Regions from separate parts of the Homo sapiens genome. Here region 2 is linked to region 1. Evidence: read pairs that join two places in POLR2A ChIA-PET (ENCODE). Cell type or tissue: A673. All regions are shown on one strand. Each heading gives the region's core, and the rest is flanking DNA. Links, peaks and the distances in the headings are about the cores only. Region 1 overlaps OPCML (opioid binding protein/cell adhesion molecule like). Region 2 overlaps OPCML (opioid binding protein/cell adhesion molecule like).

The links. Peaks named below come from ENCODE experiments on the same cell type or tissue, not always from the same donor. Only the 100,000 strongest peaks of a DNase experiment are listed, where the experiment ranks them.
Region 2: POLR2A ChIA-PET joins it to region 1 with 10 read pairs; 3 of 35 experiments call an interaction of 5 or more read pairs at or near these places.

Annotation. Positions count from the first base shown.
Region 1 is chr11:133,068,229-133,079,231 of GRCh38, reverse strand. The region is part of intron 1 of OPCML (opioid binding protein/cell adhesion molecule like); the gene reads left to right. Among named protein-coding and RNA genes, the nearest start is that of OPCML-IT1, 290 kb to the left of the region's middle. In A673, for the core only: no CTCF peak of the experiment used is centred there; no DNase peak of the experiment used is centred there; H3K27me3 peaks cover 3,929 bases.
Region 2 is chr11:132,994,190-133,005,192 of GRCh38, reverse strand. All of the region lies in intron 1 of OPCML (opioid binding protein/cell adhesion molecule like), which reads left to right. Among named protein-coding and RNA genes, the nearest start is that of OPCML-IT1, 370 kb to the left of the region's middle. In A673, for the core only: no CTCF peak of the experiment used is centred there; a DNase peak (open chromatin) is centred at 5,492; H3K27me3 peaks cover 500 bases.

The sequences.
Region 1 (11,003 bases), core at 1,476-9,475:
GCCTCTCGTTACTTACACTAGCTTAAAATGCGTATCAAAAGTACAAGCAATTTCATATCAAACATGCTTGCCAACGGCAAATGTCTTCATCCAGAGAGAGCCAGGGGCCCGGAGATCAATTCAGGCGGGCGTGTATGTGGAAAACTGGGTGAGACACGGCAGGAACTGGGTGGGAGGAAGGAATATTGGGGTGGGGATGAGCTTGGATCAACAAGAGGGAGAACTAACGTGGCACATCTGGGGAATGTAAGGATTCCAGTAAAAAAGATTCACGTGGCCTCGGAAGTCTCTAAAATCTGTCGTTTATAACCCCTAGTAGGTGGGTGCTTTGTATTTCTCAAGCAGTAAAAGAATAGCATAGCATAAGGAGTGTATGAAGGTGGTAGTTGGGGGCGGTGGAGAGATTTCTGGGTTTACGTCTTAAGTTTGGAGTGACAGCCAAGATTCTTAAAATACACGGGCACGGAGCGCCCTCTTGTGCCTGATCGGAGCCAGTGCCGCTCTGTAAAAGCGAGCATTGTGGCGCTCAGGGAGCTGCCCGTGGTGCATCCCAGAACCTTAGACCAGAGGTGATTTCCAGGGTTGTCTGCGCCCTCCTCACTGGAGGGATGAGGGTCAAGGGCCTAGACAGCAGGAGTCATTGAGCAGGGGTAGAAGCCAGGTCTCTAAACTTCAAAAGCGTGTTGCCTTTTATATTATTATTTCCTTTTCACTCCGGCACAGGCTAATGACTGAAACATATTCCTTTCTTTGTCACCGGTTTACACAAGGACCTGCTCACTCCATTGCTCATTTTCTTTTATCCTCAGTCTCTGCTGTAGTCCCTGCACACATGCAGTGTGTCTGTCGTGTTGCCGTGTTTGTGTGTCCAGTGTGGAAAGCGTGTAGATGTTCAGCTGTTTTAATGGAGCAATGTAGGTGATACTGTGTTGGGTGTCTCCTTGTTCCCGTGTTTTCACTCAGCCCCATGTTTATCAGATCGTCCGGGCGGCTGCACGCATCTTGAGTTCATTGCGCACAGCCACCGTGGCGTGCTCGGTGCGTCCACACCCCTGCTTGGTGTGCACCTCAAGTATGTCTGTCCGGTCCCCTTCTCTACACAACACTGCAGCAGACATCTTTGCAGATTCCCACTTCAGTACGCCGATAATACCTGGGGGCTGAGATGGACTCAGAAGTGAAATTGCTAGGTCATAGCAATGTAATTTACTCAGTCTAAGAGTTACCAGATTCCTCCCTAGAATCGCGGCTTCCATAAGGTTTCTCATATTTTCTGTATCCCCTCCAACTCTTGCCATTATCCAGCTTTCCAGTTTTTCCCAGCAAATTATGTGTGAAGTGCTTGTATTCCACATTCTGATTCTTTCAGTCTGTATTTATCTGAGTATTTTTTTTCTGTGGCCGGTAGATGGGCATTTGCATTGTATGTTTAAATTGTCTGTTTGCATCTTTTGCCTATATTCCAATAGGAGTCTTTTCTTTTTCTTATTGATTTGAAGATTTTCTTTGTAGAAACAAAGTATTCATCCCTTGGTGTTTTTATGCATTGCAAATGTCTTCTCCCAATGAGTTGACTGTTAACATATTTCTTGTGCTTCCTTCATTTAATAGAAATTCTTAATTCTGTCATCCTCAGTCATCATTTTTCCTTGTGCTTTTTGCTTTTGAAGTTATTTATAGTAATTAAAAAAATTCTTACCGAGTTCTAGTTCACAAAGACAAGCTCTGACATTTCCCTTTATTGATTTTATAATTTCACTTTTCACATTACAGTCTTAAAATTGTATAGAATCCAGTTTTACAAGCGTCATTAGGTAGGGATCTTGCTTTATTTTACTCTTGATTTCAGATTGCTTTCCACTTCCTACTCAGAAAGGTATCACGCCGAGCCCACGGGGAAAATGAGGGCAGGGCTGGAAAGCTTGAACCTGACTCCGTGTGATGAGCTCCAAGTCACGGGGCAATCTCAGTACTTGTTCCTCAGCTTGATGGGGCACAGACCTCTCCAGATTCCCTTGGCCAAACCCAGCCCTCCTGATATCCAGGCAGGGTTGAGTTCTAAATGAGCTCACAGAGCCATAAGCAAAGCTCAGAAGTCCACCTCATCTGATTTCCCTAGCATCACTCTAGAGAACCGCAACCCAGAAAGAGTGATACTCTCTGTTGCAGAATTCCCTCAAGGACAAGGCCTCGGCCACCTGCAGTAGGTAGTCTAGATGGGGGGCAGCAAAATAAGACTGGGTGCTACCTCCTGCCCCACCGCCAACCATCACTAACCGATCACAAAGTGGTCACCCACACTAGCTCTACTAGAAATCAATCAACTGCAATCTTTTTGTCTGGGCCTTCACCTGCTTGGCAGAGAAGAACCAGTTGAGATGAGTCTTTTGGAATACAGAAGATTCCTAGTGGGGTCAGGAGGTGCATGTTTCACGCTGCTCCATCACCAGCCTGCTGACCAGCTGGAGAGTCACTTAGCTTCTCTGAGCTTCCGCATCTTCATGATGATGATGATGATGATGACAATGATGAGGCTGATGATGGCTTGCATTCACACATGATTCTATGCGGGGGGTGGGGTGTCTCATTTGAGACTTGTGACAGTGCTCTGAGGAGTCTTTCTGTGTTACAGTGGAGGAAGCCAGCCAAAGGGGAGAATCAAGTCTGGACCGCCGCTTGCGTTTGCATGACGTTCACAGCCAATTCTGGCCTAGAATTCTACAGTCTTGTATAACATCTCCTCTTGAAGCCTTACTTTCCTCACATCTTAAATGGAACCCCATATGCAGGGACATTTTTCTTTGCAGGTGGAAGTGGGTGGTCTGAGTGAACCAGTGCAGAATGGAGGCTTACAGTGGAGGAATGCCAACAATTCATCCCAGACATCACCTGCCTCTCAAAACCTGAGGAATTCAGCTAGAAAAATGTTTGGAATAGGGAAGGGGGACAAACTATTTAGAAAAGTTAATATAGAATTAGACAGAAGTAGCCAATTTGTTTTCCAAAGGTATGCATGCATTGCCTTGAAAGCGTGTCTACAAAATATTAAGTAAATGAAGTACAAAATAATACATATCCCACCACCCTATTGTATGAAAAAAACAAAAAAGTGTACAGATTTTTATATATGTTTATATAAAAAATAACAAACCAAGAGTAAATTATGGAAGAACATACAGCGTCTTTCTAAAATTCTAAAAATTAGTAATACCAATGTACATGGGAGAGGGAGAGACTATGGATTTTACATTAGATATTTTATATCCTTTAAGTCATCCCAAATAACAGGTATTAGGTTTATCATTCAAATAACTGAATAAAAAGGAAAAAAATACAGGCTGACTGGAATTTGGGTGGAGGTTTGATTGCTGCAGATTCCTTCTTGTTTCCACACCGACTTAGGAATCCAAGAGCCCAGGCTTTGGCAGGACCAAGGTCCCCTAGGCCTGGGTCTCCTGCTCTCTGTGTGCAGCTCCCCAAGTTAAAGAGTGCCTCAGAGATGGGGGAAGTGGGAGAATCAGGTGTCCTGGGCTGGCTCGGAAGAATTTCTTCCTCCTGATTAAATTGTCAGATCTCTCCCCAGAGTAGATGGATCGTGCTTTTTCCTGGCCAAGACTTTTCTTGGGGGGCCAGGCGTGAGAGGCATCACTGCCAGTATAACTGTCCCTGTGTGCACCTGGCAGTGTCCGGCTTCAGAGCAGAGCCCCTGCAGCAAAGCATCAGTCAGTGTCGAACTGCTTCCCGGCAGCGTCCCCACCGCTCATCCCCCAGAGCCCTTGGGAAGTGGCCTCCTTTCTCTAGAAAGCTGTCAGAAGAATGCAGAGATTCTCCTGCTGCAGCACCTTGTCCCAGGGAAAGGCCTCATTGAGGAGAAGCCTCTGAGACCCAGCACGCTCTGTCCTGGTTTTGTCTTTGGAGAAACATGGCTCCCGTTTGGCCTCATAATGAATGAAAGGCTGGTGAGCACATAGCAGGTTGCCAAACCATTCCTGACAATGCCATAGAAATATTGATCCTACAGCCACCTCTGATATCTGTCAGTGTCAATATTTTGCACTCTTGCAGCTACTTTAAGAAAGGGGGTATGGGGAGGAGGTGAGCCTTGTCTACTACTCAGTCTGTGACAAAATGCAGCTACGCTGACAGGGCAGGGTGGGGACGCGTGAGAGGCTGACGTCCACTGCACGCACACTTTCCTTCTTTCTGCTCTCTGCCCTCCTGTCCCCCAGTACTTGCCCTAGGTGCCACTTCCTGGTGAGCTGAGGATGCCTGCGAGAAAGTATGATGGTGGACAGACAGGGGTGGGCGTCATTCTGTGCATGGTTATTTAACTTTGCTTCTCATTACGGGCAACTTTTGAAATGGGGCTGAGAGATGTGGCTTCTGATAGCTCTGTTTCCACCTATAGCAGCATTTTAAAGCTTAGCCGTCTGTGTAACAAAGGGATTAGATAATGACGCATGATTATGGAGAGGGCTGGATTTAATGTTCTCATCATATTTTTGCAAGAGTAGATAAAAAATTATATTAACAAGCAGAATATCCTGCTGCTCACGACCTGTGAACCAAAGCTTCACATAGGATCCTGGGGGCAAGAGCCCCGACTAGCTGGTGGGCATCCTTTACTCTCCCCAGGCCATGGCTACCATCCTCCTGGAAGCCAACCTCAAGGACCTCTGAAGTCTGGCCTGGAAAGTCTGCATAGGCTCCCACCATGGGCTAAGAGTTTATACTTTCTTCTCCCTCTAAAGGGAGCTGGAACACACAGCAACAAATTGTAATCAACTAATACCAGAGTATGCTTACATAGAGGTACTAAAACTCTTAGGCTCCTGGCAGCCAAAGTAAGGAGAGGGACCACTGCTTTACTAGAGCAAGAGGAACAAAATTTCTTACTTGGGAAGGACTTTAGAAGTCTTCTGGTCCAGCTCATATATGATACACAAACCTCAGATATAATATCTGAATCCAGATGTCAGGGAAGAAAAGTAGCCCTTTTACATGGTGGTTTTAGAAAAATAAAAGATTATCATTTGAAATGAGCTCTAGAAAGATATAGATGTTTCAAGTAGATTTACATATTGAAAGAAAGAAATGTGGATTGACTTATTCTGTATGGCCCCAAGGGCTCTGTAAAGATTGAACGAGCTATCTCGGCAAATAATGAATGAGATTCCCATTACTGGAGGCATTCATGTAGAGAATGGATGGCGTGGAATGGAAGATGGATTAATATTGAAGAATATACGTTCTGGAATAAGTCAAACTGGTTTCCATCCCAGGGTGTGCTATTTACCACTTCTGTGACCTTGGGCCAGTATTCTAAGCCTTTTTCTTTATTCACAAACAAGTATGATAATTTATTGCTCTTCTTTTAAGGGGTCTTGTGAGTTTTCAGTGAGCTAACATATATAAAGTACATAGCCGTGTATCTGGGTCAATAAATAGTAACTATTCATTGCATTTGTTCATAATCACTTGGCAAAAGCATTGTTGAAGGTTAGGATGTCAAGACCAGCAGATATTTCATATTCCTGGCAACACGGTGACTTCGCATTTGCTACCTATTTACTGAGAGCCTGTCATGTGGCAGGCACAGGTCTGCACGTGGAGAACTCAGGGGTAAATGGAGCTGATGTAACTCTTACCCCCAAGGAGCCTGCAGTCTAGTTTCTATGGCTGGCATTGCCAATGGCAGGACAAGTTCTGACTTCAGCTTTGGGGCAGCTCATTAGAATGGTGCTGAGAACTGCCCTCAGCTCCCTGTCCTGGGTTTCCGTGGTTGGAGTCCTGCTAGGAGAGCCCTTTGGCACTGCTCCTCTTCAGTCCCGCTGGTCCATGGAAATCCACCATTCCCAGCACCTGCTGTGCCCTTACTCACACCAGTTCTGTCCTCCTTTCATTCCAGCCAATGCTGCCATGGTGAGCTCCTCGCAGGTGCAAACCGAGAGCCCCTCACCTGGGCTGCACCTTGCTTTTCTGCCCCAGGGCTTGACTGGTGCCTGAAGGAAACTTGGGAGCGCTCAGGTGTTAACCAGAGTCTGAGATCGTTAAGAACCCATGACTAATGGGGGAAGCAGAAATGGAGGGTGTGTTCTTCCCCCTCCGTCCCTCAGGCAGGTAATTCTGAGGTGTATCGTACCTGGTTCCTCAGAAGGCTGTTCAGGACTGAGCCTCACTTGAACCTCAGCTTCGCTATGGTGACTCACTCAAGAGCTCTCTCTGTGCTGGCTTCCTCCTTCCAGGTTTCACCGTCCCTTTCTCTCACACCAGTCACCCAGAGTTGCTTCCAAAATAATCTGTCTTCACACCAACCCTTGTCTCAGGCAATGTTCTCCTGGCTGAGATGTGCTGTCCCAGTAAAACCAGTGTCACAAGACTTAGTCAATGCCTCTACTAAATCTCTGTCGCTCACTCTTGAGTACTTACAGTCCCCTTGTGTTTGATGGAGAGATGTGCAGTGGTGCACAAATCCAAGCCCACCAGGACACCTGTCCCTGGTTACTCAGCACTCACTGTCTGTCCCCTCCCTAGACCAGCACTGCACTCATAGTCAACCGAACTCCTCTCCAATACGTAGCGCACTCTCCTTCTCTAACTGGTGATTATGGAAAAGTGCCAAAAGACGTTTCATACTTGATAGACTTAGTCCACATCTGGTCATCAAGCCGTCCCTAGAGGCGAGTAAGGCAGGTCTGAAGATGTATTTCCCTTTGGGTGTTATCCCACATGTATGAGTCAGAGATTCATTCATTTGTTTTAGTTAACCATATCTAGATTTTCTATTTTCTCTTTCTAACTGCTTTTACTCCTCCTACAACTTACAGGGGAATTATGCTGTCGTTGCCTTTTGAGTTATTTTAAATGTTTAGTCTCACTTATTTTCTCAAATGCAAAGTTCTTTAATAGCATTTTGAGTGATTGTCACAGTAGGTTTATTTTTAAATTGAGATATAATTCACATGCCATAAAATTCATCATTTTGAAACATGCAATTTAGTAGTTTTTAGTATATTCCCAAGGTTATGCACCCATCGCCCCTATTTAATTCTAGAATATTTTCATGGCCATTAAAGAAACCAGTACTCATTAGCGGTCTCTCCCCATCCCACCCTCCAGCAGGTGGTTTTTAACTTCCCATCGCATAACTTCATGTGGCCCGAGTCTGAGTACGGTAAACAAGTGCACGATGATCCTTTGGGAATCACTTAGGAGCAATTGGTGGTACGGGGCCGTCCTGCACACGCAGTCCTGACTTCACTACCGCTAACTCCGTGACTCTGGGCAAGCATTTTATCCTTTCTGAGCCCAGTTCACATTTATACAATAGGAGGATTGGGCGATATCAGGAAGATTTGCTCTTGGATTTGCAGGATTTTAGGAATAAAACACAGGAGGCCCATGAGTGCTCAGTACTCAAAATTTGGAATGAATGTTTGTAGCTGCAGTTTTGTTTGTTTGTTTGTTTTTGGAGAAGACACCAAATATTTAGCTAAACTATAAAAGGGCCTAAAACTCTCTCCATCACTTTTAAAAATGAACAATAGGCCAGACAAGAAAGTACTTGTTCCACTTCTAACCTCTCAGTATGATCTACATTTACATTTGGGAAAATTGGGTTTCTGGGAGTGACTTGCCCACATCATTCGACAGGCAGTGCTAGCACAGAGCCATGTGTCTGACTCCTGGGCCAGTGATTTTTCCTTAAGCCCCTGCTATTCCTTTGACAAAATTTGCACTTTGGAATCAGAAAAATCTTCAAGACTCATTTATACATCTAAATATACAACTATGTCTCAAACATAAAAAACCACTCAATATATTGTACTTTTTACATCATTCCACTTGTGAGAAAGGGTCTCATCTATATGTTTTACACAATCACCCCCACCACACACCCAAATGTTGCAAAACCCTTTTGCTGAGCTAGTAAGAAACACACACACACATACACACACAGACACGGATGTCATTTCTATGCTGGTTTCCTTGAAGCACAGCAGAGGCTTCGCCTGTCCACATCTATCTCACTGAGCTTGGATAGGGCAAAGCCATCATCTTTGATGAGCTGCCTGTCTTAGCCAGTACCTGCCTCACCCCAACCTAGTATATTTTATTTTAATAGATGAGACATATCTGGTTATATTTAAGAACATCCTCTCATTGGAGCCTCTAAGAACGTACCCTGCAGGGAGATCACATTCTCTCTCCCAAGCTCCCTCTGTAGGTGAACATCCAGAGTCATCTCAGTGGCTGGGAAAGGCCTTGCCTGGCTTGCTGGAGAAGGATGTGTCCTGTGTCTCAGAAGACTGAAGGCTGCCACTAAGTTTGCAGAAACATATTTGAGCTCAGGGTATGAACTCTCCTGCCCAGGTGTGGTCCTGACAGAGTCCGAGGAACCAACATCGCTTGACCCCCAGCCCCTGCTCCTTTGTCTTTATCCCTGGTACAATTTTCATTCATTTCAGCTGCCTGCCCAGACCACCCAGCCAGTATGAACCCAGGCAATGGGAACTAATTATAATATTAGCTTAGACACAACATAATTATGAAGAAAACTGCTAATAAACAACTTGGATTTATGCATTCCAAAAATCATCTAAATAGTTTCAGTTGCACCTTCTTTGGAATTAGCCACACCGTTGCGTTACCTCTCTTCATAGGCTCTGAAAGTAGGGAGTGAGGGCTTGTAGCCAGTCCCCTTCGTCCATAGGCAATAGAATTGTGGGCCCGCCTCTGGCCATCACATCCCTGGGTGGAAGTCAGCATTCACTTTCTCCCAGGCGATGCTGGGTAGAGATTATGAAATCTTGAGCCTAAATGGACCAGGGTGGGAGAATTTACCAACTAGCAGAAGGGCCAAGGGGGTTCCGGGAGCTTTAGACAGAACAGGGACAAGCAGTGAAGCACAGAAAATTGACATTGGAAGTTGCCTGTTTGAAAGACACGACAGCCTTTGCTTGCTGCAGAGCTAATTATTATGCAAATTTATGCTAATAAACTCTGCCTTGCATGTTGTTGAGAAGCTGCCTTTTCCCGTTAACATAGCTGTAATGAGAGGTAAATTTGTAATGCAGATGCCCGAGGTAATATATCCTAAATCACTTTATGGTGGAACGGACTCTCTTGCCCCACCCGACACAAATGCCAATTTAAATTAGTTTTTGCTTTGCATATTTATTGAAGCTTTATTTATTGTTAATATGTACTAAGGACACCAACTAGACAGCCCCCACTACTTGTTAGAAGTGGAATTTAGCAGGGAGCTGGGGATTGGCTTTTGCTCATCAGGAGATCCTAGAGTTTTTTCTTCTCCCACCTAGAGCCACAGCATCAGCTTGGATGGTGCCAGAATCGTTCATGTGTCCCCCTCCTCCTCTGAGCTGGCCTCAAATTAGGCTCGGCAATGAAAAAGCAATTCTATCATGATAATTATTATATGGCGTTTCTAAGAGTTAATGGTCTTTGTCACCTCTGCCTTTGTGTTTGTGATACCACCCAGGCTTGCAGAAACACGCCCAGGAAACGGGAGTGCTGTTGAGACAATGCCATTTGTCCACTTTGGAAACTTGTGCACACACACATGCTCTCACACACTCCTATACATGTTTTAGGGCACACATGTAGCTTCAAGCCCCATTTGCATTCACATTTGTGTAGTCGCACACACACGTTTGATAGTGTCTTACACATCATTCAGGGGTGTCTTCATTCAGGTTCGAACACACACAAATTGCCACTCGCCCCTGCACCCCAGCTATGGTCTTGTGTGTAACTGCAACTCTTCTGTGAATAGGAGAGCTTGGCACTTGGATTGGAAAAGTTCTTCCAAGCAATTCTGAGATGAACCTTCGAAAACAGCACTAAAACATGAGTAATTTTGTTTCTAGTTTGCATTCTGTCACTTAAATAAATAAATATAAATAAGTGCCTACCATGTATCAGGCATAATGTTAAGAATTTTCTTGCATGGTTTCATGGTTTCATTTTCACTTATAAATAGTTCAGTTTAGGTCTATATTATTATCCCCATTTTGGAGATGGGAAGACTGAGGCTCTGCAAGTTTAAATAACTTACTCAAGGTTAATCCACTTATTCCACATAGCAAGTAAAATTCAAGCGTTCTTTTTACTACACCGTTGCTTCTTCACTAATGTCTCAGTAAATCTGAGGTTGAGTTTCTTCTACAATTTAAGATGTTAGATCTGATCCATCTAGCTCCAAATTATGATGTTCTCTGATAATGTAAGTAACTCTCTCCTGATTCTGTTTGCCTCTTTGCATCTCTCACTGTGAACTAAGTTTAAGCTAGTCACTTGCTTTAGGATTTTCGACCGACGCCACCTACCTCTTTGGTATGTGTAGGTTTCTCCTAGGGCACCTTGACCCTTAACCATTTTGTCTGACACTAGTATGGAAAAAATGAATCTGTGAAGAACTGGGGCTAACCCAACCAAATAAGATGTCAAGCAGATGTGCTAACTTATGCATACACATATTCAGGGAATGCCAAAATATCCGTCTGCTGAAAAATATCTCCAGCATTTATGTGTCAAGGACCTAGAGTTTTCCTCATTAGTATAACTCCTTTGAACCCAGTTACCCTGACAGGCCCTCCTGTGAACATGTAAATTCACATTACATGAAGCAACATATCAACTGTTTGTGCCAGCTAATTCTCGAGCATGTGTTTTGTGCATACCAGAACCTAAACAGGGGAGCGATGAGAGAACAGAGCACATGAATTTTGATGAAGAATGTACTGGAAGAAGGGCAGCGTCCGCACTGCTCACAAGACAGGCTGAGAGCAGGCCTTCCCCTTTACCATTTGGGCATAGACCTCTGCTGGCAGAAATCTCCCATATGTAAATGAAATTCTAGTGAATGAGGATGTTCTTCTGATCTATTAAGGAAAAAAAGCAGAGTTTAAGGGCTTCTTCATCTCCCCATGGCCACACCCACTGTGCCCCAATTCTAAGCTCTATTCCCAATAAACCAGAAT
Region 2 (11,003 bases), core at 1,502-9,501, 74 kb after region 1:
CTGAAAACCCGGGCTAGAGAGATTGGGTGGAGGGTCAGTGGTGCAGGAGCAGGCAGGGATTTCATTCTAAGTTTGGATTTCATTCTAAACTTCATGGGAAGCCATGAAGGAGTCCAAGCAAGGGTGTGGCATTCATGAAAGCTTCCCAGGCTCTCACGGCTGCCACCAATGCTGAGAAAGGAGGGATGGGAGGAGTAAGAGTGCAGCAGTCCAGGTGGGAAGGACCATGATGTAGACTAGCTCGGTGCAGTGGAGGGAAGGGGCAGGCAATGGAGAAGTCCACAGAAGCTAGTGAGGGATACAGTGGACCTAGACACCACAGCTCGTTGATTTCTGTCTTGGGGATGGTGTTTGAACTGACTCCCGTAGATGGAGAGGGGCAGGTTAGACGGAGTGTGGTGGAAGGAAGGCAGTGTGATCTCGCTTCTGAGCCAGCGTCCATCCACGCGTCCGGTGTGAACCTTCTCAGTAGACAGCTAAAGTCAGCTAGCACCAAGGCAAGCCCTGAAGGAGAGCGAGGGCATGGTCCCTCGCCAGCTGGCCTCCCGAGCAGCTGTTAGCAGTGGGGGCAGCAACTGGATCAGAGGAGCAGACCCTTCGCATGGAGCAGCAGTGCCTGCATGGGCATTGGCAGGCAGTGTCAGGACGGCCAAGAGGTGCATGGCCAAGGCCGACCTCGGTCGTCTGCAGAGGGCATCTTCAGACTGGCCTCTGTGTCCCCTCCACCAAGCACACCTCAGCCTCCACATGCTGCCTTGCTGGGACTTGGCTGTCAATTGCCAGATGATAGACACGATTCCAACTTCCTCTGAAGAGAGAGCAGAACCATTAATAAAACATCAACACTACAGGAATCCAAAGGACCCACAAAATAAAATAAAAATTAAATTACAGCTACAGCAAAATCACATTTGCTTTCCTCTGGCAAGCCTCTAAGGAGGCAGTTACGTCCCCAGGGGCACTGGCAATGGAAAGTGACTCTCAGGCAAGGCAGATGGAGGAGGCCTCAGATGAGACGGCAGAGGAGTGAGACCCACTCTCTGGGCTGCCTGCTCCCGCTTTTGAGATGTGTGGGTGTCCAACTTCCTTCCAAGCTAGAACACAGCTGCCAGCCCCTGCTCTTTGCCTCTTCGCTTCCTCCTTCCCAGCTGGCATTTCCGCCTGACTCCAGAGCGGTGAGAGACGTGTGCCACTTCCTCGGGGTGCAGGGACTTCTCGAGGGATCTGCTGCCCACGGGACAGTGTGCCGGGTGCTGCCAGCCTGTGTGACCAGAAGCCCCACCGGGATTGGCGGGGATCCTGACAACTGTCAAAAGGGGTCGAGGGCACACGGTGGATGGCAAGGATCTGCATTATTCATTTATCCGCTGTTTGGAGAAATTGTGTGTTGGGCCCAGCACAAAGAACACTCTGGGTAATCCACTGCTCAGAATTCAGCCTATTCCATGGCCTCCAGGAAGTCAGATATTCAAGAAGTAGGGACTTTAATTCATTACCGGAAGCAATAGAATGCTGGGTATTTTGTTTGTTTTTTTAGTATGTTCCACAAAACAATAGAATATTGTGGTCATCTGAAAAGTACTCTCCAGCCAATATCCAACTTCTAATTCCTGGAACTTGCGAATGTTTATAACAAAAAGTTCTTCACAGATTGATTAAATGAAGGATCTTGAAATGGGGAGATCATCCTGGATTATCTGAGTGGGCCCTAAATACAGTCACTTGTATCCTTACAAAAGGGAGGCCAAGAGGTATTTTACAGCACAGATGAAGACAGCAGAGAGAGATTTGAAGATGCTGATCTGGAAGGTTGGAGAGATGTGGCCACAAGTGAAGGGGGTGGGGCAGCCAGCAGGAGCTCTAAGAGGCAAAGAAAGGCTTCCCTGGAGCCTTAGGAAGGAGCAGGAAGGCACTTGATATGGGCTCAGTGATGCTGAATTCAGACTTCTGGTCTCCAAACCATGAGCTAATAAATTTCTATTGCTTTCAGCCACCATGTTTGTGGAAATTTGTTATAGCAGCCACAGGAAGCTGATACAATACCATTGATGACATTTTCTCAATTTAAATAAACATTCACTTAATGAAGCAAATCTTCTTCAAGTTTTCTGCTGTGTTTTTCTTTTCAATATCTGGCATATGCTGCTGTTTACAGATGAATGAAGAAATTGGACTTAAGATTTTGTGGTATATCAGAAAAGTCACTGTGACTTTTAACTTGCATTTTTCCCCCCACTGATATGAAAAAGAGAACTACAATTCCTGGAGTTGTTCTAAAGTTCAAATGAGGTCAAGTGGTGCTAAGAAGTCTCCAAACTGCCCAGCATTGTGCAAAGTTGAGTAAAAGGTCTTATAGGATTGGTCAACTGATGACACAACCTACGATCAATCTCTCTTCTCTTCCCACCCCCCCCTCTCTTTCCTTTGTCCTTCTTCTCTTTCCTCCTTCTACTTCTCCTTCCCTCCTCTCTTTCTCCCTATACACATTCACACCCACACATATATTATCTATAGAAAAAATTCCACTTAAAGGTGAAGAATAGCCTTATGATTATGTCTTATATTTCAGTACCATTTTAAAGCTTACTGAGAACTTTTATATCCATCATTGTATTTATTAATCCTCATGCTACCCCTGTGGGCACACAGAACTAACATCATCCTCCTTATTTGATAGATAAAGAAAGCAAGAACCCCCTCGGTAGAAAGTGTTAAGAGGCTTACTCAGGGCGACATGGATGTAAGCGGTGAGACAGGATTCAAACACAGATCTTTATGAATACATGGATGCAGAACTGAAAAGGCATTCTCACCTGTCTAATCAGCAAGGACTGAGCAAGGTGCTTTCTGTCTATACAGACCTGGAATGAAAGTCTAGTCTTGCACCTCAGCAGCTCTGAAAAGCTGAGTGGTGACCTTACCCTGTTGAACCTTCCTTAGCCATCAAACTGGGACCATAGTACAAACTTTGTGAGGCTGAGTGAAGATTCAGTGGAATAAGTTAAGGGAAAGTGCCTAGATCCATTCCTGGCCCCGAGAATTCTTCTTTCAAAAGCAAAGGGCTTTTGTTTTTATTTTATTTTTATTTTTAACTCCTGTCTTGATCTCAAGAGAGTCAATCCCAGTCTAACCATCTGACCTATTTATTGTATCACTTTCAAACCACTTGTGTTTGTTTTCTCTCTTTCTGTTTGTCAAAAGTTAAGTTCAATTCCAGCCACTTGTCACTTAAAAGATGACAGTTATTACTCATAGCTACAAAGGCACTTATGGCAATAGCTGCTCTGTACTGAAGCAACAGCACTCACAATAAATACTCTTGCCAGATCATGAGGATTTTGTCAAGCACATCCCTCTCAGCCATTGCTGCACAATTATCATGGGTGCACCTAGAGTTCCGCTGAGAGAAAGGGGTCAATACTTGAGTGATCTGAGGCTGAGGCAATCTATAGGCCTTTGGGTTTTAATCCCAGTTCCCTCATTGGTCTCCACTTTGGGCAATGTTTGATTGAAGTACACCAGGAAGGCTGGTACTCCAGATGGCCTTTGCCACTTATTCTTCATTGGTCCCTCTGAATATGTGACATGATAACTCCTCCACTTTCCAAGTGGTAAGAAAACAGTCAGTTATTGGCTGGGCTTTGGCTAGCAAGAAAGGCTTGGCCTGGACTATGGCTATAGTTCTATCACAACCAGTGACCATGGTGCTAGGGAAAGACTAATGCTAAAGTCACCCAATGATAGCATCCAGATGAAAAACATAGCCTTCTTCTTTATCATTTGCTGAGATTCCTTCTATCAGTTTAGCTTAAAAACCAGAGACCAGTTCTTTTGTTATAAAGGTTCACTCTTAGGAAGGAAGGGGCCATGCATTGGTGTGTCTGTGTGTGTGTGCACATGTGTAAATGTGTGTACCTATGCATGTAGGCATGTGGGTAGTAAACATTTGAAATAGGGACTCCAACCCTGTTGACACCATACTAATTAGTTATTATTATTGTTTCTTTTTAAAGACCCCTGTCCAACCATGTGTCAGTCAGTTTGCATCATTATTAAGGAATAACTGAGACTGGGTAACCCATAAAGAAAAGAGGTGTAATTAGCTCATGGTTCTGCAGACTGTACAGGAAGCATGGTGCCTACATCTGCTGTCTTCTAGTGAGGCCTCAGGGAGATTTTACTCATGGCGGAAGGCAAAGGGGAAGCAGTGTATCACATGGCGAGAGAGGGAGCAAGAAAGGAGGCAGGGGAGCTGCCATACTGTGTTAAACAACTGGATCTCACAGGAAACCATACGAGAAGGACTCACTTAATACTGTGAGGATGGCACCAGATCATTCGTGAAGAACTCGCCCCCATGAGACAGACACCTCCCACCAGGCCCCACCTCCAACATTGGGGATTACCTTTCAACATGAAATTTGGAAGGGACAAACCATATTAAGCCAATCTAGCATTATTTTTTTCCCAGGAACATCTTTTTTCTCTAATTGTGGTCATTGGCCTACTGTTTAAATGAAAAGAGAGTGTGGTTTCTATGCCTTCCTTATTACTTCTCTCCTCCATTTCAGATCTCTGCACACTTCCTGGAGGATTTTGTCAGTGTGAGAAAGGATAAACCCAGCTGCAATTATACATTAAGGATTTCCTCCAGTAGAGAGCTTGTGAGGGGCATTGTTAAACATGGCATACTGCCTACTAAGTACTTGGCTTGGTCAAGGGTATTGTATGGTACATCTGTAACTACAGGTTTATACTTAGAAGTTCTGACACACTTTCAGGATGAGCGCGGTGGCTCACGCCTGTAATCCCAGCACTTTGAGAGGCCGAGGCAGGCTGAACGCTTGAGGACGGGAGTTCGAGATCAGCCTGGCCAACATGGAAAAACCCCGTCTCTATTAAAAATACAAAAACTCGTTGGGTGCGGTGGTGCGTGCCTGTAATCCCAGCTACTCGGGAGGCTGAGGCAGGAGAAGTGCTTGAACCTGGGAGGCGGAAGTTGTAGTGAGCCAAGAGGCTGAGGCAGGAGAATTGTTTGAACCTGGGAGGCAGAGGTTGCAGTGAGCCGAGATCACGTCACCACACTCCAGCCTGGCCAACAGAGTGAGACTGTGTCTCAAAACAAAAAAACAAAAACAAAAATGAAGTTCTAAGATATCCTCCTTTCTTGTCAACTTCATTTTTTATAGATTTGGCTCAGCGGTGTGTCTACACAGGAAAGATGGGTTTCCAGGTCTGGTGGGCTGAGTGCAAGCAGGCTTCCTGAAACAAGCTGCCTTTGAGGGGGATGCGTTTTGGGTAGAGGTTGGGCTACTTTGGAAGAAGGTGGGAGAAACTTCCACTTCCTGCCCTGAGATAGACCCCTGTCGCCTTTCCACAACGTTGCCAACAGAACCACCTGAAGCTCTACTTTTTGCTGTCTCGTAGCTCTTTTCTTTTGGAGAGACTCCAGCTGTTTACAGCCTGGCTGGCAGCCTCCTTGGCGCCGGAGTTCCTGACATTTCTGATGGCCGCCTCTGGCTGTACCACACAGGCACGCTCGTGGCAGCACGCAGAGCTACAAGAAAAACCTAAATTTAAATGTTAAAAAGCTTTTGTTCATTACCGGTGGCATTCCCCCCCCGACCCCATTTGTCACTTGGAGCAGAGCTGTGACTCTTTTAATATCAAACAAATAATAAGCTCCCTCTAAAGTGATTTTTCTGACAAGGAGCTCAATATATTAAACTTTATCTATATTTTAATAGCCAATTTCACACCAAACTGCCTTCTTAATAATGTATTTACCACCTGGGGATATTATTCCAACCCATCTGGAAAGAATTGGAAATTAACTATCCCCAAACCGAGTCTGTGTGTGCTTTACACTTGCTGTAGGAAACGGCAGTGTCATTGCTAGGGAGGGGGCTGGGGCGAGAGGGGGTCTCGCCACCTGGGGAGGGTGAGATCTGAAAGAGAAATGATAGTAGGTTTAGAGACACGAATTCCTTCTCCAGAGGCAAAGCTCATCCCTATGATGAGCTGAGAAGAGCTCCTGCCAGATAGGGCAGGACTGCTGGGAGCAGGAACTAGTCCCACAGCATTTTAAAGAAATATAGGACTTTCTTTGCTAGCAACCTGCAGCTAGTTGACATCACACAAGGTTCCTATCATCTGACCTTTTGTTTCCTCATCTGCGGAAAGAGGGAATTTGGCTAGATGACTTCAGAGGTCTTCTGTGTATATAGTTAAGGTTTGTCTTAGTGTGTTTCGGTTGTTATAACAAAATACCATAAACTGGGTAGCTTACAACAGAAATTTATTTCTCATATTTCCGGAGGCTGGAAACCCACTCCCCAGGCATCAACAGATTGGGTATCTGGCAAGGGCCTACTTCCTGGTTCATAGATGGCATTTTGTCACTATTCTCACATGGCAGATAGGGTGAGGTGTCTCATTTGGGCCTTTTATAAGAACACCTATCCCATTCATGAGGGCTCCATCCTCATGACCTAATCACCTCCCAAGAGCCCCCACCTTCACCTTGGGGGTCAAGATTTCCACATATAAAATTTGGAGGGTCACAAACATTCAGAGCATAGAAGAGTTCTCTCTGGAAAATACCTTTTTTATGCCTAACGACAACATGAATTGTGTTGGGGATTGTTTTTTCCCCTTTTTGGTTATGAACATCTATGAAAACTGACAAAGATGGGAGGCCCTAAAGAAGTTAAAGAAAATAAGACACCTTTAGAGTAGACAGAAAAACTTCCCACAGGGGAGGGGATTGGAGCATGAGTAGGCCCAGAGTAGCCATGCTAACAAGTAAACACAGTCAACACAGGCTCCCCCCAAGTGAGAAGACAGGGAGAAAGTGCCCCTTTGCCTCATAGACTTACACATGTAAGCCACTGGGTGAACTCTGCTCAATGCACTCAGCTAGATTCAGCAAACACTATCAAACTCACCCTCTAATGTGAGGACACATTTGCAGATTATCACATGATGGTGTCATGGGCTCCCTCATGAGTGGAACCGTGACAGAATGACAGACTGGGGATGTTTCTTGGGGGACTCAGCAGGGCTCACCAAGGAGACTGGACATTTTAACTGCACCTTGAAGGATGGGCAGGCAGCCGCAGGACATTCCAATCAGATGGCGGAACTATGCCAAACCCAATTTTGTGGCATATGACAGGTTAGCAAGAGAAAGAATGTTTCTAGGGGTCAGGCAAGTTCTTGGTCCCAATGTCAGCAGGATGTGAACCTCCTGTGAGGGCTAAAACCAACGAGTTAGGGACCCTGAAGGGAAGACCTGGCTTTAATGAATCTAAGGATAGAAAGTGTGTCCAGGAGAACCCCGGAAAAAGTATCAGCTCCAAGATGTGCTTGGTATAGTCAAGATTCCAAGAGTGAAAGAAGCAGCTAACTCTGCGAGGAAGGAATTAGTATTTGTGGAAAACACACAGGCTCTTGGAATCAACCAAAATAAGATGCAATGTGATGCAGCTCCTCTGGGCAGCCCCAGCCAGGAGTCTTCTCTTGAGAGTCCATGGTGGATGGTGATGAGTGTCCCTTCCATCCTCCCACCACCATCCACGGGTCTTGCTCAGCTCCCTGTTGCCTAGGGAGCACATGAGCCCCAGCATTGCGGCGTGGATGGCATGTGCATGCATACAGCACTGTCTCTCCAGCTGTGTCCCCAGTCATATCTGGGATGTGCCAATCAGATGCAGATGAAAAGAATAGCGTTTCCAGGAGGAACAGATGACAGGGCATCAGCTCACTGGTGTTCTTAGCAGAGGGAAGTGTATTTGATTCACCAGCTCAGAACAAAAAGATCTACATGGGAAGGGAACACCTGATGAGATATTTGGTGGCCGGGGCTGATAGCACAGCCACAGAAAAACCAGAAAGCAGTGGTATCAGAAGGCTGCCCTATCTAATCCTGTGCTTCCATTCCCTTTCCAGAGCCTTGGGAGCAAGATATGTGTGACTCATGTGCAGATACGTGTGAGGGCGAGGGCACAGGAGTGATGGCTATCTCCCAGGTCCTGGGGACCTAGAGTCCCAAATTAATAAGCAGACAAGAAGACTAACTGTGACAGACAGGTCAAGGAGGAGAGGGGTAAAAGGCTCCTTTAATCCTGCAGTCGGAGGATGTGCAATGCTGACAGTTACCTGGGGACCCAGAGATACCAGGCTCCCTAACTTAATCAGACAGATAAGGGGAGCTGCCTCGGCAGAGGCCGCACCAGGAAAAGTGGAACAATAGGAGACGGCCCCTTAGGACCTGTGCTGCTACAGAAATAATAAACTATATAGAAATCTGTCACTGAGCGATAAATGATGAATTAGAATCAATTATATGTTTAAAATAATAGACATCCTTGTCTTCCCTACTGGAAGTGGAATGGTTTTGACTGGCCTTAGAGGTGCCAACAAAGCAGGGACTCTCCATGGAGCTGTTTGTGCCAGGCACACTAAAATTATTACTGAGATAGACTTTTCTGGCCAGATTGTCTTGTTTTGTGGCTCCGGGGAAAAAAAAATACATAGAAAGTTATGAGTCAAGTATTTTTTTTTTTTTTTTTTGAGATGGAGCCTCTCTCTGTTGCCCAGGCTGGAGTGCAGTGGCGCAATCTTGACTCACTGCAACCTCTGCCTTCTGCATCCCGGGTTCAAGCGATTCTTTTGTCTCAGGCTTCCGAGTAGCTGGGACTACGCCCAGCTAATTTTTGTATTTTTTTTTTTTTTTTAGTAGAGATGGGGTTTCACCATATTGGTCAGGCTGGTCTCGAACTCCTGACTTCAGATCTGCCCATCTCGGTCCCCCAAAGTGCTGGGATTACAGGCATGAGCCACTGTACCCAGCTATGAATCAAGTTTTAATCTTTATCCCTCTTTGCACCCATACATTTGCCTTCAAATCCTGTATCAGAACCAAACCATTTGATGAGCAGTGGGAGTAAGGAAGTCTCAGACAAGGTATTTTCTCTGTGCCTTTTCTTTTTCAGGGGGCACAACATGCTTAATAACCCCATCTACAATGAGGACAGACATTGGTGAAAAATATGCTAAAGTCTGTGTAGAACTCTCCTTCAAAGGGAATTGCTATTGAAGAAGGGACTTGCGTGCTCCCTAGGCAGCAGGGAGCCGAGCAAGACCCATGGATGGCAGGGGGAGGATGGAAGGGACCCTCATCACCATCCACCATGGACTCTAAAGAGAAGACTCTTGGCTGGGGCTGCCCAGAGGAGCTGCATCACATTTCATCTTATTTTGGTTGATTCCAAGAGCCTGTGTGTTTTCCACAAATACTAATTCCTGCCTCGCAGAGTTAGCTGCTTCTTTCACCCTTGGAATCTTGACTATACCAAGCACATCTTGGAGCTGATACTTTCTCTGGGGTTATCCTGGACACACTTTCTATCTCCAGATTCACTAAAGCCAGGTCTTCCCTTCAGGGTCCCTAAGCTGGTTGGTTGGTTTTAGCCCTCACAGGAGGCTCACGTCCTGCTGACATTGGGACCAAGAACTTGCCTGACCCCTAGACCCACTCTTCTAGGGGTCTTTAAAAGGGAAGTATTGAAGGTAGATTTTTGGCATTTATTTAAATAATCTAATTCTTTTCCTCAAAGTTTTATCCCCTTTATTTCCCTGCTCTCCTTCAATCATATGAGCACAATCAACATCAAAGAAAGGAAAGAAAAAAGGAAGGAAGGAAGGAAGGAGAGACAGAGGGAAGAAGGGAGGGAGGGAGGGAAAGAGGAGAGATTTTAGCTTCTTTTTAGCATTTTGAATTCCAATTCCAACTTTCCACATCCTCTTTTATTATTATCACTACTACTCCTTCTATGACTACTAATACTATCATTGAGTAAGAGCCTTAGCCCCTAGATGTAAGTTTGCCTTCATAAACGAGCACAGCACAGTTCATTTGGGTTGTCATATAACCCAAATATAATATCCTCCCTCTGACTCCCGTCTGCCTAGCAAACTTCCATTCATTCTTGAGCTACCCGCTCACGTTTAGTCTTCTTGGCAAAGCTCTCTCTGACCACCATTTCCCTCCATAATATGACACATTCTCCCTTTCTACTTTCTTAGTTGCAGATGTACGTATTTGGTTATGCTGCACTCATCACAGTGCCCTGGTAGAGAGGAAAGTGATGGTTACTTAGGGGCTTGGGTTTCATAGTCAGCTATTTACCAACCATGTGACCTATAAGGAGTTATTCGTCCTTTTAGAGTCTCAGTTTTCTCAGCTGACACATGGGTATGACAATAACAGTATTCAACTCCTAGGGGTGCTGTGCACATTAAATGAAAGGAGGCATGTAAAGTGTCTGTATCCATTAAGCGTTCCTGAGGTTCTTATAACCTTATATTGCTTCCATTCATTTGATTATATGTCCGCATTGTTCACAAGAATGTGAGGATCTTGAGGGCAGGGGCTGTGTTCCATTTAGCTGGTATAATGCCAGCACCAAGAACAGAGCCTGGCATTTGGAGGCAGCTCCGCACATTTAATTTAAACTGAACTGAAACAGTGCAGAAGGCAGAGTTGAAGTCAGGTACCGGTGGGTGGGTGGTGTGTCCCCTGGGGCCATGAGGGATTGCAAACGCTGCTTACAGGTGAAAATCCCCGCCCTGAGCCTTCAGCAGACTCAGTACTACCTTGGCCCCCTCGAAGCAGTTATTTGTGCCTGGTCGCTGGAAGTTCCTTTCCAGGCAGCCCTGGTACCCACGAGGCGCCTGCACGGCGAGCCCCCAGCAGCTCCTCCGGTGAGGCCGCCCCTTTTCCCCAGCCCTTCCCTCTTCTCTCCTAGGCTCCTCCTCCGTGTACTCACGCTGACCTGGTAGGTTTAGTCTTTTGTGTGGTCCTGTATCAAAAGTTTAATTAGAAAATCGCGCCTGGGCTTTTTAATAGCCCGAGTTCCGGCCGTAAAAGCCCCGGACGTGCTCCCGCGCGCGCCGGCTCCTGGCAGGAGCGCACCAGCCGCTGCGGCGCGGGGACTCCC